Regions from separate parts of the Homo sapiens genome. Here region 1 is linked to region 2. A link is an interaction called in ENCODE POLR2A ChIA-PET data of the cell type or tissue named here. Cell type or tissue: A673. All regions are shown on one strand. Links, peaks and the distances in the headings refer to the core of each region. The heading gives the core; the rest is flanking DNA. Region 1 holds the start of OTX2 (orthodenticle homeobox 2). Region 2 overlaps LOC124903323 (a long non-coding RNA gene).

Region 1 (11,336 bases), core at 1,222-9,221, 200 kb before region 2:
ATGTCCCGAAATCGGGCATCGATTTCAAGAGTCACTTGAACGCAACAACGCGAAGACTTCTTGGGAGTTTGCAGAGCGACCCGTCGCCCGCGCCCGGCGCTGGCAGGGACCTTCGGATGGTTCTTACTGGGCCGATCCATGGCACAGGCTGGGCCTCGGCGAACCCCTCGGCCCCCGCCCGGCCCCGAGCCACGACACCTCATTGTCCTGGAGCCTGGGAAGGGGGTGCGCGAGCGCGCGGGCGAGCCCTGCCTCTCCCCGCCAGAGAACAGCTGAGGGGCCGCGGTCCCAGCGGGAGGATTCCGGTCCCTGGCCCGGCCGCGGCCTTGGGCGGAGCAGGGGCCACTAGCTGCCACTTCTGCCCGCCCCAGGTGCGCGCGGAGGGCTACGTGGGGCGGGCCGCGACCCGGCAAAGTCATGTTGAAAAAACACTCTTCACGTTCGCTCGGCCTGGTGACCAGGGTCGGGGACCACGACAACCGGGGGTTGGGAGGCTGCGTAATTACAACCCAGGGTGGTTTGGATTTTGGGGGGTGGTGGATATTTAAAAACAAAAAGGAGATCTGGAAGCTTTTGGGAGAAACAGACAACCGAGCTGTGCTAGGCTGAGGGAGAGGAGGCCAAAGAGAGCGAGCAGTGAGCGCCGGGGCGGACGAGAAGCCAGCGCTCCCAGCCTCCTCGGTTATCCGCTCCGGTTTCCGCTCACGTTCAACAGGGGCCGACAGGGGCTCGAGCGGCGGCCCCCGGCCCAGGCCGACCCGCAAGCGAACCGAGCTTCCGGCGCGCGGGCCCAAGGAGGCGCCTGGCTTTTTATTATTGTTGTTTCAATCCATCCATCTAGTTACATCTGCATCTTTTTGTCTCGGACTCTAAAAAGGTCCCTGGGATCCATCCAAACGACCCCAACCAAATCTGGGGGCCAAAACGCAAAGATCGCGGGAGAAGCCCAGAACGGCGTTGACATAAAAACAAAACCACAAACAAAACCTTCCAAAACACCCCAGATTACATTCGCAGCGTTTCGACGACGTTTTGCAGAAGCGACGACCCCCAGGAGCACGCTCTCTGCCTCTCTCCCACTACCGCTCTCATCTCTAGATCACATTTTTCTTTTTGCAACGATCGTTATTACACCTCAAAATTTGTAAGAGAAAAAATACATCCGCCTACAGAACTCCACGTTCGCAGAGGGGCATCGGTCGGTCTATTGGAGGTACTGGGGTGATGGCCGACAGACACGGGGACACGTAGATATGGATATAGACAAGACAGACGGACACTTACCTTACAGCCTCATGGGAGGTTAGAAAAAGTCAAATATCCTTTAAATTCCAAATAGCCAGCTATCCTAAAAGAAATCAAGAGTATTGAGTTAGAAACCTTGCAGTCTTCACCCTTCCATGAAAAGTCAAACACAACCAAAAAAAATTTTTTTTAAAGAACGAAAATGAGGAAGGCGGCTAGAGTTCTAAACACGCGTGGGCCCCTCTGCAATACATACAAAGTAGATGTGGCGAGTGAGGGCTGCTCTAGCAATTTTTATTTTTAATCACAGTGGAGGCTGTGTTGGAGCTGAGGCCGGTCCCGCTCTCAGGGAGATTTGCTGAGAAAGCGCCTCTCTGGCAACTTTTTGACGCAAACTCTCCAACCAATGGCAGGGAGAGAATGATTGACACATCTAAGCCAGAGGGAAAATAATAAAAACACACAACAGGGGGAGGAAAACAGGCCGCTGCTGCACGGGGGGACGAGCAGGCAACAAATCCAGGCCTCCGACATTACCAGAATGTTCTTTAAAGACACTGGGCTTTGCTTAAAATATACATTATGGGCCGGAGCATGTGAACTAATTGTATAATTAAAATGATGGACAGGGAGTTCTTCTCTTACCCTCTTTTCCCCTGCTTCCTTTACTCCGAAATTTCCTTTCCTCTCTTTTTTTTTTTTTTTTTTTTGTTGTTGTTGTTTTTAGGGAAGGGAAGAAAGGAAACCCATGCAATGTAAGATGGAAGATAAAAATATTTAAGTAAATGCTGGAGAATGGCGGGTTAGGGAGTGACTGGGTTATCACATTCAACCCCAGCAATAAGTGTGTGGATGACAGGCAGAAAGCAAGTCAGACTGAAACTCAAAAACACCACTATGCCGTCTCAGACAGGGCCAGAGCACGCTGACGGCCAGAAAGGGTAAAGGAGGGAGGCCTGGGAGTGCGATGTGGGCATGTAGGGAAAACAGAGAGAGAAAGATACACAAGTCCAAGAACAAACTATTTTCTAAAACTCAGTGTCTTCTCTATTCCCTACGCCCTTATAAATATCCTTACACATATAAATAAATGATCCCCGAGTGAGAGACCCCGGCTTCTGGTAGGTTCCTGGGGTTTTTTGGAATTGAGAAGCCCACGACAGACTGCAGGGAACACGAACCCCGGAATCTAATCTCAGGGCCCATTTAGGAGAAGTAGCTGGGACCACATCGGGCCTCGAGGATGCGAGTGTGAGGTCGACAAGATATCGTGGAAGAGAGCGAACGAGGGAGGCCCCCGTTGGAAACAGTTTCTGTGTTAGAACAAACGCCACCAAACGACCGACACTGCGAGGCCTGGAGCTACCTGGGCTGGCGCCGCCCGAGCCCCGGGCTGCGAGCCCAGAGGCTGGGAAGTGATGGGACCTGGGGGCCCGAGCCGGAGAGTGCGACCCCCAGCCCAACTTTTTTGCCTGGCATAGAAAGCAGGGACCGGACAGGTTTCAAACGGATCCGAGTCCCTAGAAAAGCAAAAACAGACTGGGCGGAGTGTGGGGTGGGGGGTGGCTAGTGGAACTGGTGAGTGTGTGTGAATAAGCTGGGTGGGGGTGGGAGCAGAAGACAGCTCTTGCTTCACAACACCCAGTGCAGGAAAAGAAAAATAAAATCTCTTCCTAAATACCCCACCCCCCGCCACCCACCCACCACCAACTACCATCACCACCACGGCCAGTGGGCCCAAAGAAACAGCTCGCTGCCTTTAATTTGGGGACCTATGTTAATGAAGTTGGTAATTAATTCGTCGCTTTGTTGTCGGTTCTTATACTGTATGTGTACTCAAATGTGGCCGTCCTTGGGATTTACAGCAATTAACGAATTACGGGAGTGCGCACGAGGCAGCAAGCTCTCGGCAGCCGGGCTCCGGCTCGGGCTCGGCCTGGGGCTGGGGACTCCGCGGCAGCGGCCCCTGTCACAGGTGTCCCTAGAGCTTTGGGCCCTGGCGGCCCCTCGAGCCCCCGAGGGGCCCGGAGCCCGCCCAGCTCCTTCCCGGCCCTCTGCAGCAGCTCCAGTCCGGAGACCCGCTGGCTGTCGCGTTCCCAGGAGTCAAGAGTTTCTAGGGGCCCGGGCGGGGGGGAGGGTGAGTACCGACCTTTTTTCTCACCCCACCCCCACTGTACTGAAACACCTGGCGGCCGCCCCCGAAGCCTTTAATGGGGATGGTGGTGAGGAGGGGGTAACAAATGCCCCGGGCGTTATGACCCTCGTGGCGCTGGCTGTCGGAGGCACTGGTTGGGTGCGCTTGGTCAGAGTCATGATGCTTTCGATGAAGGAAAGGCAAATCCACCTCGATCACCTGAAGCAGAGTCTCCTTCCTACCCCTAGAAAAGACAACGTTTCCCCCAGTTTGATCACAATGATGTTTAAAGCATAAAAGAGCCGAAAAAGAAAAATGGACGTTGTGAATCTGGCAGAGGGGAAGGCCGGAGGAAGGCCTTGGGGACAGTGGGCATGGGGTGGGATGGAGAATGATCAGAACATGCGCTTGTGAGCTAAACCAAGTAAACCATTTTGGACTGGGAGATCCATCTGCCGTAGGGTCCAGTGTCCAGGGTAACCTTTCAAGCCCGATGTAGAGGTTTGCGATGTCCTCCCAGATGGCGGGGGCAGCTGAATCTCCCTAAAAATCCCCCTGTTCTATTCGACAGGGGCAGATTTATGCATGGTGGGGCGTGAGAGGGTTTTGCCCTTCCAGCGGCCGGCAGCAGACAGCTCCCGCTTCTCCTTTGCCCTCTAGTCTAATAACTTCGCAGAAATACAGGGCCAATAAACTACGAGTTGGAAATGGACAGTGTTAAATAAACAAGGGTCTCTTTAAAATTCTCATCCACTTCAGATGTCTAAAGTAAGATTGTGATGATTTTGTCACGGTTTGGTAAATTTACCCCTTTAAGAGGCTTTCATAAATCCCAGAACACACCTTCAGCCAGATTTGAATATAGATTTAGGTTTTAAAACCCAGAAGCTGGAAACACCGCTTTATCAAAGAGAATTTCCCTTTAGCTTAGCAATGTGCTGAAGCTCTTAAAAGATTGGATCTGAGAGAGAGAGACAGAGAGGAGAAAGAGAACTAGAGACAGAGAGAGGCAGACAAGGAAGGGGGGGGGGGGTGAAAGACTTTCTTTTTCTTTCTAGAGGAATTCTGCCCAGACTCTGCAGCAGTTGGTAGCAGGCAAGCTTTCTCCTGGGTGTCGCCTTGAAAAGTTGCAAAATTGCTCTTCACCTGTAAGAACATGCTCTTTATCTTCCAGTCTCTTCTTGTCAATTTGGAAATTGCAGACTGCCCGGCTCAGGTACAGTCCCCACAAACCCTATTCTAGGTCAGGACAAAAGCCACTGGCTTTGGGGGAAGGGGGCTGGGCTCTTTTACTGAAAACCTTAGATGCTTGGTGGGAGAAAAAGACTCTTTGGATGAAAAGTCTAACTCTTGATTTTCAGTAAGTTCTTGAACTTCCAATTTACCTAGTATCTGTTCATTGTATTTCTGTGTTTAACTTTTTTTCTGTGTCCTGTGTCGTTAACATTTTTTTTCTATGAATCTGACTTATGGTAGCATGCTTTGTGTTTTTAAATAATTTTCATTAAAAAGTGGATGGTTTTTAATTGCCACTTGTACAATTATTTTGCTACGCATATGAGATATAAGCATTCAGAAGCTAAATTAAGAAAGCCAATACGAAGGGAATCAAATTATTTGTCAGAGCTTGTGTGCAGTTTCTAGAATATGTCTAATATGCATATTTTGAAATCAAGATTCATGTGTGGCACTAACTAGGCTCAATTTCTCCACCGCACAAGCCAGGCCAGTTTAAAATATTCCAAACTTTCCTCCAAGTTTATTAACTTTGGTGGGGGGAGTGGGGGAGGGGGAGGGGAGAGAAGACATCCCGGGATTCTTCCAGGCTAATTAAAAAAGAAGAACAAAACCCATATTCCGTGAGAACATAGCCTTTTGGGGGAAAGGAGCCAGTTAGACTTCCTTAACACTGAATTCAGAAATATGAACATTAATTTCCAATCTTTTCAGCAATTCACTGGACAGTGAGGGACTACATTTTGCCTTAGAAGCACCATAATACCTAGAAAGAAGTCATTTTTTCATTAGGTTTTTAGATATATCTTTATTATAAACTTTGAGGAGATTAACCTTAATTTTTTTAACAAGGATTTAAGACTGGAAATGCAGACAAAATTTAGGGGAAAAAATAAGGCAACAGATCACTTATAAATTAAGCTTGGGTCTCTCACTCCCTGCATTGCGGTTGCCTCAAAAAAGAGGGTAAGGGAGAAAGAAACAACTTCAAAGATAGGATTGGGCTGTCTCGATAAAAGAGTAGGGAGGCAAACTCCAAATGCGAAAAAGAGGAAAAGAGGACCATGTTGTTCCGGAATGAAACGGATTAAGATTGTGTGACAAGTGCGAGATGTGGTGCTGTGAGACATTTATGAGCGGAGTGTGAGCCGGGAGCTGTGCCTCTGTCCCTGAGAGTGTGGGGACCAAGGGTGTGTGCAGAGCAAGGTTAGGGTGAGGGATAGGAAGGGCATGTGTGGATGTGAGACAGAGAGAAGTGTGAGGCAGAGTGTGTGTGTGTGTGTGTGTGTGTGTGTGTGTTAGAAGGGTGTGGACGGGAATGTGGATGGATTGATGAAGGGTGGTAGCTGTCAGTTTACATAATTTTCATCTCCTGGTCCTGAAGTTTCCTTGAAATCAATTCTACTGCAGGCAGCAGCCTTGAGCTTACAGAGCTGATATAAAACAACCATTACAGTCCAATATCTTGCCTGTTTGCAAACTTCATTTAAAACTGGGGAAAAAAAAGACCCAGGAATGGTTTTGTAAGAAAGGAAAAAAGAAGAAAAGAAAACCACAGTGAAGCTTTAAACTAGTTTGGATAAATCTCTAATCTTTTATTTGTAACCTTTTACAAGCTTTATTTCCCGTATATGAAAAGCTTCTTTTATATGGGCACGACAGACTTTTCCTTTGGATTTTTAATTAGAGTCCATCAATTGTAGCCATATTTAAGAATCAATATAAAGTAATCCTTCGAGATGGGATAAGGTTTTAATCGAAAATCTAATTTCCCACTCTTTGCAGATCATTTTAAGAGGCTGGTTGATAAAAAAAAAAAAAAGAGTTCAATTTTTAAAAGACATAACACCTAAAACCTGGAAAAGATCATGTCTACAAGAAACCAACTGATGTTGCCTTACAAAGAAAAAGTCTGGCTGTTGTTGGGAACTTTTTTTTTTTTCTACTTGGAAGAATTTGACTTATTTTTCTCTCAAACAATATTCCCTAATGTGGCTCCTATGAGAGTATTCACATTGAATGGAGAAAGAAAAAGACAGACATTGTTTGTCTGAAACAGTATTTCATATGCAAAAGATAGCAACCTTAATTTTTTATTAACAAAGAAAACATAAATCTTGACAGATCCCCTTCACTACATGCTCCCAAATTCTCAAGATTAGAGAATAAATAACACATACTTTTTCTTTTTTGTGCATGAATGCAAACTTTCCATTTTCGGATTCAGGAATGAATATTTCTGTCCAATTTTAAAACTTCAAAATTAGAATTTTGCAATTTTTAATTTTTTTGCAACAATGGAAAAGTTGCTTATCTCAAAGGCATAGAATTTTAAACAGTTCTACCAGGGTCACTGGCTTTCAGTTTGTCTTAAAAGAGAAAAGAAAAGAAAATGAAAGCAAGGAAGAAAGGAAATAAACAAACAAAAAAATGAAAACTAATTGTAGGTGCACAGTCCAGACCGTTTGTGCTGCTGAACGATTAATCTGAGATATTTGTTCAAAGGCCGAACATTATATAAATGTGCATAGTGCATTTCCAACATTCACCGCTTAGTTTAAGATCTGCAAATCATCCGTAAACTAGAAGGGACCCCCCCACAAAAAAGTTTATAATGTATTTTCAGGCAGTCACTGTACTTTTAAAAACTGTTGTATCTGTTAAGCTCATTTGGAAAAACGAACTCATGATGTTTGCTTTTAAAAATCTGAATGAAGCGTGTTTCAACATATTTGATAGCCATGCTTTTCTTTTATCTACAGAAATTTCAATTTATTTAAAAGCCTGGCGTTTAATGCACTACATGACCGCATGAATTTTAGAGGAGCCCTCTTGTATTTCTCTGTAATCGTGTCTAATGAAAACCTGGGATTTTCCATTATTTTTTAAAAAAGTGAAAATATAATGCATCTTCATTAGGAAAATTGACTGCTGTGCTCACGACAGTTCTTAATTGAAAAGGCAACCTATTTTAATGGTGTGGTTGAGAAGAAGATTACATACTTTATCCAAACACAAAGACAATTAATAATGAGAAGCAGGCTGCTGCCATTAACTCTAATGCAGTTGCATCAACGTCAGTGAAAAGTGCTCATACCTGAGATACACGGTGCAAACGCCCCCGGCTCCCTCCTTTCCCAATTCACCCACTTCTTAATTTGAGTTTCTTAATGTGCAAGCGCCAGGGCCGGCTGTGGTCAGGCGGGCTATTTTCTGGCAAGTGTGGCGCGGGGCTGGACGCCCCTGCCGGCGGGTCGCCGGGTCTCGAGCTGCGCCGCCCCGCTGGAGGCGCCGGGGCTGCCTGGCTCTCCGCGCAAACCTCGCGCCCTTCCGTTTGCGCGCATGGAGCCGGGTGAGGGCGGCCGCGGCCACCGCGCGATGGAGGATTTGGAAGCTCAGAGCCAGCTGGTACATTTTGAGAAATTTAGCAAACCAGACTGGGCTGCCTCGGAAACTGGGTTCTGTTCTGACTCATTTGCAGAAAAGTTATGGGGAAAAACATCTTGTAAAATTAAGGTTATGTTTGGCGGGTACAGTCTTGAGCGCACATGGTCATCCGGCGAATCAGCCAAGTTTTCCAAAGCGCCCCCTCTCCAGCTCTCAGGCCAGGGGAGCAAAGCGTAGGTGTGTGCGTGTGCGTGTGCGCGCGCGCGTGTCTCTGTGTCTGCGTGTGTGCTCGCAAGCGCGTGTGGGTTTGGGGTGGGGGGACATCCTGACCTTTCTACACCCTAGTGCGTCCCAACTCCAGACTGGGAGGAGACGTCTGCGGCCTCTGGTCTTTTCCCTTCTTGGACGAGGTGCGGCCAGCTGAGACCTCACACCGGCCACCTCGGACCCAGTGCGCCGAGCTAGGGGAGACGGCGCGGGACTGGGGGACCCCTGGGATCCCGCCCTCGTAGCGGAAGGAGTGGCAGCCCTTGGTGCCGGGCCTGGTCCTTGAGGCTGCCGGCCCTCCGGGGCGCCAGGACTCGAGGACGCGGTTTGCCCCCGCAGTCCTAAGATCCCCGGGGCCGTGACAGCTTGGGGAAGGGGCAAACTCTGTTTGGTCTCCACGAAGTGCTTCGATGTTCGCAAAAGGGTAGGCCCCTCTTGCTTGGGGTCCTACACCCCTCGGAACTGGCTCTGCCCCTGCCTCTTCCCCAGCACAGTCTCCCAGCTAAGGCTCAGACAGCCGGGGAAAGGGGCGCCCCCATCACTATTCCCCACAACCCGCCCCAGTGTGAGCCAGGGCGCGGCTGCAGGCTGACAGGCGCACCGTGACCACGCCGTCACTTCCCTTCACCAAAGGTTAGATGGGAGGCGTGCACCCTCTGGGGAGTTCGCAAAGCTTCTCGCTTTGATCAGCCGCGCGCAGTGCCAGGGAGAGATATTGCTGGGGTCTGAGTCCGTCGGAAGTGTCTAGAAAAGAAGAGAGAGGAGCAGGTAATCAGACTTTGGCGGCTGCCCTGGAGACACTTTCACACATCCAGCCTCGTGGAGGAGGAAGGACCCTGTTCTCCAAGGGCCAACTGAATACACTCTCCTCCCTTGAGGCATAGCCTCACAGGAAAGCTCCTTCCACAAATGCACGCTTCCCTTTGCAGCCCTCAGTATGCTGGGGCCAGCTCTGCTGTCCCTCAATCAAGCATACCCCACTTTCTTCCCTGCTTCCATCGATTTATCTACAAATTTCCTGTAGACTTGCCACTTCTGTGATTTTGCCCACGGGCTAGGTAGCCTCTTCAAGGCTCTGAAGACAAGCAGGCCTGGAGATTTCCACGAAGCCCCAGGTGGCTCCTCTCCCTCCCTTAGGGCAGGTGAGTCTCTAGAACACTGTAACCTCCCTTTGGTGAGAGCCAACTATCAGCTACTTGGTGTGGTCTAGGAATCTTCTAGCCTCCTTTCCAGCTTCAATGTTAGATAAGCCTCCTTGCATGATGTATCCAGAGTTTCACTTGTTCCTTTTAAATACCTTTTTCAGATCGCAAACGTTGAAGTACTCAGTTACTATTTATCAACCAAGCCCTGGTTTCTGCTTTTGGTGAGGCCATGTGTGTCGGCTGGAATAAGGAGGGCACCAGGTCTCCTAGGGATAGCTTGAAGTCTAGATGTCTTACTTGCCCAACAACATAAGAGCAAAAACAGACTTGCTTCCATTTGTGGATCTGTTTCTTAGCATTTAACCTATGGATGCTTGGAGGCATCTTTATTAGCAAGTGTCTGACTTTGGATAGCCACTCAATAATGACATTCCTAATCATTTATTGAATACCATTTAAGCTAGTTCAACCACAGACAGTAACTCTTAGTCTAAATGGCAGTTTTCTGGCAGCTTATTCAACTACTGAACATGCAAAAAGTGAAAGATATCATTGCTTCCAATACTTAGCTCCCAAATATGACAATGAAAGCCATCACTTAAGGGACACACAGATCACCCCAAGTGTAGATAGTGTATTCTGGGTTACTGGAAGAGCAGTAACCCTTTTGATTATGCTCTCTTGTATTTGATGGACAAAATATGTCAGATAAGCACAGAAGAAATAGGCATGGGATAGAGACCTTGAGTATCAACAGAATCATGGGCTTAAGTCTACCCTGACCTTTTCCTACTGTTTCAACCAAAAAGCAGAAGTAGTGGTTGAAGTGGTTGAAGTCTTTCTCTAACAAAAAGACATTCTCTACATGAGATATTCACCAAGGAATTGGAGGGACACCAAACAATTTCATTATCATCAAGAAATATTTTTATTATCCTGGTAGTTGGCATTGGGTAGATATAACTTCAGTCAACTCTAGAGTCTTAATGAAAACATTTCAGTAAAAGCAAACATTTTACATTAGACCATATATTCTTAATCCAATCGCACATTTGAATCAATTTGGTTTATTACCCAATTTGTGCACACATGGTGGGATGGATAAATTTGTTTATTTTTCATATGCAAAAATATTTACTGAAGCCTCTGATTTGTCTAAAGATTTGTGATTATCAAGCCAGGACGTCTCTAGAGCATAAGTACTTTTTTGAAAGTTTTTTGTAACATGAACTCACATTCATTCATTAATTCATGTATGCATTCAACAAGCATATCTGGGCACCTACTATGTAGTAGGCAATTGTCAGGAATTGATTATGTCTAGAGGTTCGAATTTTTCTCATTTCAAATAATCCAATAGTTATAATAAACATTTGATCTAAAAGTTTTCATTGCTCTCTTTTTGCCGAAAATTAAGCCTGGAGAGATTTGTCCATTGCTCTAGGGTGTAAGGACTTGTATTGCTCATCCACAGCAGTGCTCCTAGGGAAAACTGTAGGAGTTGTTTGCATGAATTGACAAAAGTATATGACTCTTAATGTTCAAATCTAATTCGTTTCTAAAAAATAAAATCACAAGGCAGCTGAGTGTATGGTTTATTATGTGTTTAGATTATGTGCTCCTCAGTAAAAAATACTTTTTTTTGGATTAGGAATAAAAACAAACTTTAGATTTAACTCTGTATTCTTTTAGTTCATCTCTAAAAGATAGAGACTATATGTGCATGTATGCCATCATTACATTCTTATCTTATTTCAAAGAGAATGCAAAAAAAGTATTCAAATAATTATAAATACAATTTATTTTTTTAAAACCCCCTTTCTGGGCTAGTAGTAGTTACTGTTATTTATTTTTGTCCATTTTAGCTTCAACTACTTGCCAGTCCTAGAAATTAATGGGTTTAATTTCCCCTCGAATTTAGG
Region 2 (11,336 bases), core at 1,208-9,207:
TCAAGTCCAAAACATTGCTTAAATAAATATCTTACAACACTTATTAACCAAAAAAATATGGCTTTGAAAAATGGTGATGAGAATTTATAAAATGGAAAAAGAAAACGTATCACTCCTCTTCAAAGCTCTGCTCTCTGCTTTGTCACATTGTAGACCATTTCCTCATCTATTCAAGTCAAAAGGCAATACAGGTTTTTCCAGAGCAAATTCATTTCTATGAGTGTGAGTGTGAGCCTAACTTAGAACAAAAGTGCTATTTTCCTATGTCTAAAAGATGTCTTGGCAGCAAGAAGTACAAAAGAAAAAAAGGTGAAGTTGTGTGTGTGCGTCTGTGTGTGTTTAAGAGAACTGGGAGTTCTAGTCTCAGTGTGCCATTGACAGTGTAAGTCATTTTACCTCTCTGCATCTCAGTTCCTTCATTTGTAAAATAACAGGGTTAAAGTTATGAATTATTAACTCCTTTCCACCTCTCACATCCTATGCATCTAGAGGCCTGGATTAAATCTCCAAACCGGGAGTGCAGGATCTTATGACAATTGCTATCTGGCTAGTCCTATTGACTCTACATATATCCTCTCTGCCTGCCTAGAGGTATACGTCCCACTATAATAATCCTGCAAGCCTAGATGTAACTTTGTATTCTCAATTCTATTGCACATGTAAAAGGCTAGTGTAGTGTTGTGGTTAAAACAAACTCAAGTCAGATTACCTGGTTTTGAACCCAGCTTCACCACCCACCAGATGCATGACCTTGGGCCAGTTACTTAACCTCCATGAATCTCAGTTTCCTCCTCAATAGGAAGGGTATAACAATAATAACAATCCATATTTCATAGGGTTACTAGGACCAAATGAGATGATCATTGTAAAACCCTTAGAGTGGAACCCCAACCTTGGTTAGAGCTCAATCAAAACTAGCCACTAAAATAAAATAGCCTCTTGTTTTCACATTATAGATTAATCAGTAAAATAGATTAATCAGAATATGTCACACACGACTCATAATGTTATTCTCTTCTAAACATTATTTGTAACATCTGTCTTTGTAGTTATGTCTGAGAGGGACCCATGCTTTTATCACATTGTTAAAAATGGACACATTCTTATTGTCATCATGACAATTTTTACTCCTAAGACTGGAACGTCTCCTCTTTCTTAATAGCTGTGTACATAGTCAGAGTCAAAAAAGCCAGTGGATTTTGTAATATAGAGCAAATGACATTTGGAAAAATAAATAATAATTTATACAGCGCCTATCTGCAAAAAACGGTTTTAAAATCCTACTTGTATACATTAAAAGAAGCTAATATCTTTAAAATGTGAACTATGGCATTATTATATGTTTAAAAAGGCAAGTGTCTTTGTTCATCCCTAACAGGAGTCATGAGGTTTACTAGGCTAGAGTCATATTTACCATGCCCATGTTTTCGGAGAATCTTATTTGTATCTTCAAAGCATATCTAATCATAGAATTCAAAATAATTTAGCTAAGGGTGTTAACGACTGTGTGGCACTGAACTTGATGACAAGTTATATTTTTTATTTTTTATTATTATTATTTTTTTGAGACTGAGTTTCGCTCTTGTTGCCCAGGTTGGAGTGCAATGGTGTGATCTCAGCTCACTGCAACCTCCACCTCCCAGGTTCAAGCGATTCTCCTGTCTCAGCCTCCCCAGTAGCTGGGATTACAGACATGTGCCACCACACCCGGGTAATTTTGTATTTTTAGTAGAAATGGGGTTTTACCATGTTGGTCGGCTGGTCTCGATCTCCTGACCTCAGGTGATCTGTCCATCTTGGCCTCTCAAAGTGCTGGGATTACTGGCATGAGCCACCGCACCTAGCCTGACGCATTATATTAAATAGCTACTGCCATCATGGAGGTTTAACTTTACAAGGGACATTATGAATATATCAAAGAAAGGTCAAGTAGGTTAATCTGAATAGCATAATACTATGTATGCAATGTAAAAAGTGTGTATATGCAATATTCTGTATAAAAAATCGCACTGCTAGTGATACATTGATGAGCTAAAAAAACATGGATTCTGTTGATTAGCAAACTATATTTTGGTTAATCACAAATGACTTTTATTTTAAAGCTCAAACCTGATATTCAGAAAGATATTTTGACTGTCTCTCTGTTTTTGGTCTTCATAAAACTCTAAAATAGGAAGTTTGTCATCACCTCTTCTCTGAGCCTTTCCCTCCACTTCATTACCTTTCTGAATTCTCTGTCCCATGCTGAGTTCTTATTCCTGGCCACACTCCTTTTTTCCCTGTCTACTCCTGACATTGTGCTATTCCAGGTCCAGAATAACGTAAAAATTGCTTTTTAGGAAGCCCTCTATTCTGCAATGCCATTGCTTTCAAGTCCTGGAAAAAAAAAAAAAACTCTTCAGACCTCACTTTTAGTTTACCCAACAGAGGATATTCTATGTCTGGCTGACATTACATTTCTCTGAATTCAACAATTTGGACTCTAGACTTAAGAATCATTCTCTTATTTTCTAGACTATTAAGAGCCATGTTTCTGAGGGCCGGTCCCCCTGAAAGGAAGCCCACATCTCTGATCTGTGAGGGTGTAAGTGTGCTTATGCATGAGAAGAATCTAAGTAGTGTGAACTGAGCAGGTGCAAAACCAAAAAACTTATGTGAATAATAAAGAGCCAATGATTTGGGAACAGCAAATCGCAAGTTTGATTAAAGTGTGTCCTTAGAAAATTAGCAAAAGTGTTAGCGACTGAAGACCATGTTATATCATGAGCAACTATGTATGTAGCTAGCTCCTTGTAGCCACCGATATTTCTGTCCACAAGTAAATGTCAGAGGAAAAATATAGATGTTACAAACTATAAATATTAAAATAACAAAGAGTGACTCTTTTATCTGCTATGATAATTAAAGTAATTAAAGAATGATATCCAAATTCACATTTTTACAGTAATTTTATTTTTATTCTTTCTTTTTTGTCATGTTTCTAATTCTGCACATCAACTCCCGTGGAGACATAACCATTGCAAACTAAAGTGATTTTCTCTAAATGAAGACAACACAATTGAGTCTTCTGTGCTACCTAGGTTCACAGTCTATTTCTAGCCAACAGAAAGACATTTGACCAAAAATTCCAAAAGAGAATCAATAAGTAAATAAAGAGCCAGGATTGGGTTCTCTAATTCCAAGGAAAAGCTCAATGAATCTTTTCCCTAGTATCTTAAGGCTTGTAAAACTTGAAATAGCTGCTTCCTATGGAACCGAGTTTGCATTACTCTTGTTAATAGTTAAAACATGTTTTTTTAAAAAAATTAGTGTCTCAAAGACAAGCTAAGAGTGTCCTTAAGAAATATGATATGAAACTGAACCAGAATTAAGGCTAGGATTCTGTGATTTATTTGGGGGCTGGGGGGACAGTGGCACAGGGTGATGCCATCCACAGAAGAGTGAAAAAAAAATGAAGATAAGTAATAACTACTGTAATAAAGAATCTCTAAGCACACAAACCAACATAGCAATGCCTCCTCTGTTAAACAAAAACATCATCTACCTTGAGAAATTTAAACTGAGATGTATGCAGATAAGCACTTTTACTTTTAGTGAATATTCTGTTAATTCTTAAAAATACACTTTTGCATAAAAGGTTCTTTTTCTCCCTTCACTCTCAATGTGCTTCTCCAAAAGCCTGCATATCTGGAAATGTAAATAGATATCCATCCAGTTAAATATGAATTAATTAGACAAATCTGCTTTTACCTACATGCTGTGTGTAAAACAGCTTAAACGTACAACGAAGAGAAGAGAAGAGAACAGAAGTGAAGAAGAAAAGAGGATTTAAAAGGGAAGCAATCCAAGACTTCCATTTTCTTACTTCAGATAAACATATTTAACACCCACAAATTATACAGGAAGTTTCAGACAGCTTTAAGTGAGCCCCACAGAATTATTTACTAACAGACCCAAAATGTACATTTTACTGCCTTTAACTTCCCGATTATATTTTTAATTACTGTCAAAGTACCTTCTGCAGACTACAATATCATCGTGTGAAAACCACACATTTCCTTTTAGTTCCCCCTGCTCAGAAAAGTTCTACATTCATTTAATCCTGAATCTGATTTCATCGGTCTAAAATTTTGAGTGTGTTCAACTACAGAGTGTTTTCCTTTTAGAAAACCTGAGACAATAACCAGAATTCATAGCAAGTTTTCCCATTCAACCAGACATTTCTTGAGGGAATTGCAAAAGCTCTGCGAAGAAACAGTTAATATGTATATATCTCTCTGAAATTGGCAAATGTCTTTTATTTCCTCTAATATTCTAGCCAGAGATCTGAGCTCATTTTTTCCTGTCCATAGGCTCAAAAAAAAAAAAAAAAAAAAAGGACTGTATTCGCTAATTATACATCCTGAAAAGAATTTGGTTCAGTGTAAGATGATCCTAGTGATATGCTAATCCCTTTTTCTGCTTGGTGCTGCCTGAAGCTTGTGTCTAACATTTTTTTCAACTGTATGACAATAAAAGTTCTGGCAACAAAAGAAATAAATGGGCAGCTAAAGAAGGTATAGCTAAACACATGGCAGGCCGTCTCTCCCTCTCCTTCTGGCTGCTCTTTTGTAGCCTCCAGTTTGGTATCCTCAAGTCAATAGCCGAAATCCAGCCACCTTAGCAACTTAGTATGACACCCAAGCCCTCTCTCTTTACATTCATGAATAGTCAGCACCCAGCAGACAAAATAGAACTAATCTTTTTTGACAGAATTGTTCAATTTTAGAGGAAAAGCTTTTGAGTCTTCCACACATTTGCAGAATATGAGACAACAATGGCTGCAATCAAATTTTAAAAACAACAGTGGCCAACAGGGCTGGAAAAAAGTCTCTTTGAATTAAATAGCACATTCAGTCAGTCCCAGTGGTCATAAACTTGGGGCAAACATTCATTTCAATACGTGAAAGAAAGAGATAAACAAATGAAGAGTATATCCAACGGTCCCATTCTGAGCTTCATGCAGTAATTCCTTCTGCTGTGATACATGCGTATATATTTTTTCTATTTTCTTTCCTTTTCTTTTTTCATAGACTAATACAAATATCTTTCCTCTCGAAAATAATTTTGTTTGGGGGGGTGCCCAACAAGTCTCAGTTTAAAATGCTTTTTATTCAGCAACCTTTTGTAGTCATTTGAAAGCAATTTTACCATATAGAAATCCTCTAATGTATCAGTCACTCGCAAGTCTAACATGTGTTAAAAATGAATCTTCTCTCCATTCCAACCCCCTCTATTTAATACAAGGCATCTCTATACCTTTGGAGACAATATGAACAAGAAGAAAATTCTACCCAGTTCATGGCAAAAACAGAAGTTAGCAACATGGTCCATGCAGCTGCAACATTGCATTTAAAATTCAGTTTCCTCATAGGAAGAGGGCTAATCCTGCCCCCGTAATTCCCTACAGCCAAAATGTGCCCCCTCCCCGCGTGACAGTGCAATGCAAAGACACTAGCATGCTTATCTTGCCTAACCAGATGGCCGACTTGGATCAATGCACACACACCACGATCAATGGGAGAGATAAAGAATTAGGAAAACAGTGGTACATGCTCCCAGAAAGCTTGTACACTGCATAATTATTTTATGATTCTACACATGGCTACATGTGATACTGAAGTAGAGAAGGAAAGGATAATTAGAGTGCCAGGAAGAATTTTGTAGTAGACTACACTTTGTCTGTCAGCACTTCCCACTCTAGCAAACTCACTGCCCTTATCTGAAAGTGAATTTAGAAAAACATGAGCGAAAATGTCAGGGAAGGTATTTCCATTTTTGCCAGGTCCTGTCACGTCCCAAAGTTTAGTTCAAAGCCTGAGGAGGCTTCCTGGGATTTGGATATGCCTCTCATCATTAGCCACCCCTAGCTGCCCAGCCAAGGAAACCCACAGATAATAGTTGAATGTGATGCAGACTGTAACCAGGAAGAATTTGGTCTCCAAGTGATTCAGGCAAGTTCATTCAGTAAAATAGAGCAGGACGAGGCAGTCCCTTAATTTCTGTTTCCTGATTGGCTAACCAAAGCAATGTTTTTCAGCAGGTTGGTTACGCACTTGAGACTAAGAAAAAAATAGGAACCCACATCCCTGTCACTCAGCCAGGTAATAAGGAAAGTATATGAGGCTCTGAAGCTGGCACATTGCTACTTTATCCTGAATTCAGACCAAGATCATAAACCAGAACAATAAACCACTGTAATTCCCCACTATGGTCATGTATTAATCAGAAAAAAAACAAAATGTTCCTTCAGCTCTTAGTACATGGTGGGTACTTATTAAATGATTATATTATTATTGTAAATATGAATAATCCTTTACCCTGTACTATTCCAACGTGTTACTCTCTTTTCACCTTGCATTAGATGCAACTAAAAATAGTGTTAGATTTTCCTTTGGATTTGAGACTCAGCTTGCATGCTAATTAAAACATTCAATGAACTTTTTACACCATTTTTTTTTTTATGTAAAGAGAGACAGGAACTGAAATCTGGAATTAGACACAGCTCTCCACCACTGTCAACCTCAAAAATCCTGTGGGTAAGCTAGTCATTCTAAGTAGCCTATTACATTTGAAATAGAGCAAATATTCAATATCCAAATAATTAAAATCACTATAAATTATTTCCTAAGGATAAATAAAATATAGGTTGGGTAAAAATTCAAAGGGAAAAATATTGACAATTGTGAAAAGCCATAGCCACCCTCTTTGTAAGTTATTTTAGTTGGGATAAATATTATGCTCTAAATTTTCATATGACTCCCTTGTTCTCTGTGGAGTTGTTTTGTTACATTATCCCTGGCCTATAACATTTCTCTCCTCAATGTTGGTACAAAACGGATAGCTATATATAAGTAGCACTTAGCTTTGCTGCCCATTATCAGATTTGGAGAAAGAGCCTGGGTTAGGAATATGATGCATATTACCATATCTATTTTCAGTTCAAAACCCTTTAAAGGCAGGGCCATCATTTTACCTTTTAGGGCTTATTTTTCTTTTCTCTGAGACTAAAAAAGGTAAGTGTAAACATGCAGTATGACAGACTCATTGAGGCTCTTGCTGTAAAAATTGATTCTGCATGTACTATATTTTATACCATGTAGTTGAGCTTGCAAGATGGAGGGAAACTTTTGGATGTTGGGGTAAAGGGGAAGTTCATGAGTTGGAACTGGAACTTGTGAGTAGAAAGAGCATGCCGGGTTTCTCTGAGGGCAGGACCGAGGTGGACTCAACTTTGGGCTGGGTCCTGCCATTAAACCAGAAAACCTGGTAGGAAATGGTGTGCCCTCAGCTCAGTAGTTCTCCTGGATCTCTTTCAAAGCAAATCCAAATTCTGTCAGAAGTAAACCATCATCAGGTTAGACTCCCAGGTTTTCAGGGGATTAAGATTAATGAAATCTAATCTTACAACCAAAGATCACCAATCCCACAGGAAAATAATCCTCTGTAAGCGAGAGTCAGCAAAAAACAATAAATAACAGACTTGGATCTTCTAGGATGAAATTATCAGAATTTGTCAGATACAGAATGCAAAATAAACAGGTATAAAATGTTTTTAAAAATTAAAATAGGAATCACTAAAATGCATTAACAATAAGAAACTATCAAAATGACAGTAGGTTTGAAAATGAACCAAATAGTACTTTTATTTTTTCAAACTGATTGAGAAATAATTTAATACAATACAGTGCACCCATTTTAAGGGTACAGTTCAAAGAGTTTTGACAAATGTATATATCTGTGAAACCATCACCACCAGCAGAATGCAGACTATCCCCATCAACTGAAAATGGTAACTCATGCTTCTTTGCAGTGATTCCTCCCTCCACTCCTGGTCCCAGGCAACCCCTGATTTGGCTTATGTCACTATAACACACCTTGCATTTTCTAGAATATTATATAAATGGAATCATACAATTTGTACATCTTTGGATCTGGTGTCTTTGACTCAGCATATTGATTTTTGAGTTTCACTCATTTTGTTGTGTATATCAGTAGTTCATTCCTTTTTGTTACTAAGTAATATTCCATTATTTGGATATACCATGTTTTGTTTATCCATTGCCCAATTAGTGGATGTTTGAGTTGTTTCCAGTTTTTGCCTATTATAAATAAAAGTGTAAAGAACATCCTTGTAAAAGTCTTTGTATGAACATACGTTTTCATTACTCTTGGGTAAACACCTAGTAGTAGAATGGCTGGGTCTTACAGTAGGTATATGCTTAACTTTTGAAAAATTGCCAAAATGTTTTCCAAGGTGATTGTACTGTTTTACATTCTTACTAGTAGTGTATGAGAGTTCCAGTTGCCCCATGTCCTCTTCAACACTTGATGTTGTCAGTCTTAATTTTAGCCATTCTAATAAGTGTGTTATAGAATCTCATTATAGTTTTAATTTGCATTTCTCTATGATGAATGATATGTTTATTCACCATCCATATCTTATTTTGTGAACTGTTTGTTCAAATCTCTTTCCCACTTAAAATTTTTTTGTTTTATTGATTTGCAAGAGTTATTTTTGCATATATAAAATGGGAGAAAGAACATTTTCTTCCATTCTGTGATTCACTTTTTGTTTATTTAATGGTGTATTTTGAAGAACAAACATTTTAAATTTTGATAAAGTCCAATTTATCAATTCTATGTTTTATACCGTGTGCCTTTTTATAGCTTATGTAAGAAATATTTGCCTATCCCAAGTTTGCAAAGATTTTTTTCCTCTACATTTTGTTTAAAAAATTTTATAATTTCACCTTTTACATTTAGGTAGGTGATCTATTTTAGGTTAACTTTAGTGTATGAGGTAAGATAAAAGTCTGTGTTTAATTTTTTTCCCATTCAGATAATCAATTATTCCAGCACCATTTGTTGAAGAGATTTTTCCATTCCCTATTGGATTTCCTGGCACCTTTATTGAAACATCAATTAATCATATATATGGGTCTATTTCTGACTCCCTATTCTGTTTTATTGATCTATATATTTATCCTCTCATCAATTAAATTTTGTGATTTTATAGTAAGTGGAAATCAAGTAATGTTATTTTCCTATTTTTAATTTTTTTTATTTTCAGTTTTTGTGAGTACATAGTAGGTGTATATATTTATGGGGTATGTTTTGATACAGGCATACAATGCAAAATAATCACATCAGGGATAATGGGGTATTCAACCTCTCAAGCATTTATCCTTTGTGTTACCAACAATTCAATTCTACTCTTTTAGTTATTTTTAAATGTACAATTAAGTTATTATTGACTATAGTCACCTTGTTGTGCTATCAAATAGTAGGTCTTATTTATTCTTTCTAACTTATTCATTCTTTCCAACTTTTTGTGTACCATTAACCATCACCCGCCACCCCCATACTAGCCCCCAACTACCCTTCCTGACCTCTGGTAACCATCCTTCTACTCTCTGTGTCCATGAGTTCAATTGTTTTGATTTTTAGATCCTGCAGATAAGTGAGAACATGTGATGTTTGCCTTTCTGTGCCTGGCTTATTTCACTTAACATAATGATCTCCAGTTCCATCCATGTTGTTGCAAATGACTACATCTCATTCTTTTTTATGGCTGAATAGTATTCCATTATGTATATGTACCACATTTTCTTTATCCATTCATCTGTTGATGAGCACTTAGTTTGCTTCCAACTCTTAGCTATTCTGAACAGTGCTGCAACAAACATGGAGTGCAGATATCTCTTCAATATACTGATCTCCTTTAATTTCCAGTTGCTTGAGACTAGTATATAAATATATAATTGATTTTGTTATATTAACGTTGCATCTTATGATCTTACTAAATTTACTTATTAATTCTAATTGTTGTGTTCTAGATTCCTTAGAATTTTCTATATAAATAATCATGTCTTTAGCAAATAAGGAATTTTAATTCTTTCCTATCTAATATTTATGACTTTTATTTATTTATCTTGTCTTATTGCAATGGCGAGAGCCCCCAGTAAAATGTTAAGTAGAAGTAGTGAGAACAAACATCTGTACAATGTTCCCAATCCCAGAGGGAAAGCATTCAATTTCTTATCATTAAGCATATTAGCTGTAGGTTTCCTATGAATGCCCTTTGTTGAATTAAAGAATTTCCCTTTTCCTAATTTGCTGACAGTTATTTAAAATCATAAATTGATGTTGAATTCTGTCAAAAGCTTTTTATGACTATGGAAATTATTATATGTCTTTTCTCCTTTAATTGTGATTAAATACATCCCTTGTATTCCTGGGATAAACCTTCCTTGGTCATAATGTGTTCATTTTAAAAATACATTGTTGAATATGATTTATTAATATTTTTGTAAGAATTTTTGCTGCGAGTTTAGAAGGGATATTGATGTTGTATTTTCCTGTTGTTTTATTTTTTACAATGTCCTTGTCCATGTCAGTAGGGACATGATAGCTGTATAGCAGTGTGCTTATTTATTAGCTCTATATATTTATAATAAAACCCACAAAGGCTCAAGTCTGAAATATAAAAGGTACAGTCTTTTAAAGGAACTGTTTATTAGGAATAAACTGTGAAGAGGATGTGTTATTAAGGCCTCTGCTGAAATGTTAATGCAGAGGCCTTCCTGACCACCCTATCTAATATAATACTATCTGTTCATCAATCTTAGTTTCTTGCCATATTTTATTTTTCTTCATAACCCTCATCATGACCCAATGTGCTATATATTCACTTGTTTATTTGCTATGGTCTGTCTTCCCCATTAACATGTAAACTCCATGAGAAAAACATCCTGCCTGCACCCCCCCAACCCCCCACTTTTTTTTTTTTTTTACTTATCTCAACTCTTGGCTATTGTCTAGGATGGATTCTGGTGGATTTCCTCAAATATCTAGGATGTTGAGAAAGACTGCAAGAAAAATAAAGAACTGACCTTCCAATTGAAATGAGATGCCAAAAGACTGTGTGCTCTGGAGCCAGACTGCCTAGATTTGAATCCTGGCTGCACCATGTACTAACTACATGACCTTAGGCAAATTACTAAATTAGTTTTTGCTTCAGTTTTTCAATCTGTAAAATAGGCTATAGCACCCACCTCAAAAGGTTGTTATGAGAATTAAGTAAATTGATACATGTGAAACATTAAGAGCCTGACATCTCCGTTAGAGATCATAATAAATGGTCTCTAAATGTTTACAAAGTAAGTGATATGCATACCTTTCAGGTGGCCATGCATCTCTCCTGGACCCTTGGAATCAGAAGTTGGGCTGCCTTCACATCACGTATTCTTCTGGTGCATGCACTGCCAATCTTAGCTGCTTGATGCGTCTCCCGA

Evidence for each region. ChIA-PET counts read pairs that join two places held together with the same protein. Peaks named below come from ENCODE experiments on the same cell type or tissue, not always from the same donor. Only the 100,000 strongest peaks of a DNase experiment are listed, where the experiment ranks them.
Region 1: POLR2A ChIA-PET joins it to region 2 with 12 read pairs; 2 of 35 experiments call an interaction of 5 or more read pairs at or near these places.

The regions. Positions count from the first base shown.
Region 1 is chr14:56,808,875-56,820,210 of GRCh38, forward strand. OTX2 (orthodenticle homeobox 2) reads right to left here and starts at 1,605. Exons shown (of 5, transcript NM_021728.4): 1 at 1,502-1,605; 2 at 1,285-1,348. OTX2-AS1 (OTX2 antisense RNA 1) reads left to right here and starts at 4,284. Exons shown (of 4, transcript NR_029385.2): 1 at 4,284-4,595. RefSeq lists an enhancer at 2,985-3,877. In A673, for the core only: no CTCF peak of the experiment used is centred there; DNase peaks (open chromatin) are centred at 1,647, 2,937, 5,807, 7,847 and 3 weaker places; H3K4me3 peaks cover 6,961 bases; H3K27ac peaks cover 8,000 bases.
Region 2 is chr14:57,004,177-57,015,512 of GRCh38, forward strand. LOC124903323 (a long non-coding RNA gene) reads right to left here. Exons shown (of 2, transcript XR_007064191.1): 1 at 11,219-11,336. Among named protein-coding and RNA genes, the nearest start is that of OTX2-AS1, 200 kb to the left of the region's middle. RefSeq lists an enhancer at 3,250-7,196. In A673, for the core only: no CTCF peak of the experiment used is centred there; DNase peaks (open chromatin) are centred at 4,485 and 5,965; H3K4me3 peaks cover 1,772 bases; H3K27ac peaks cover 4,222 bases.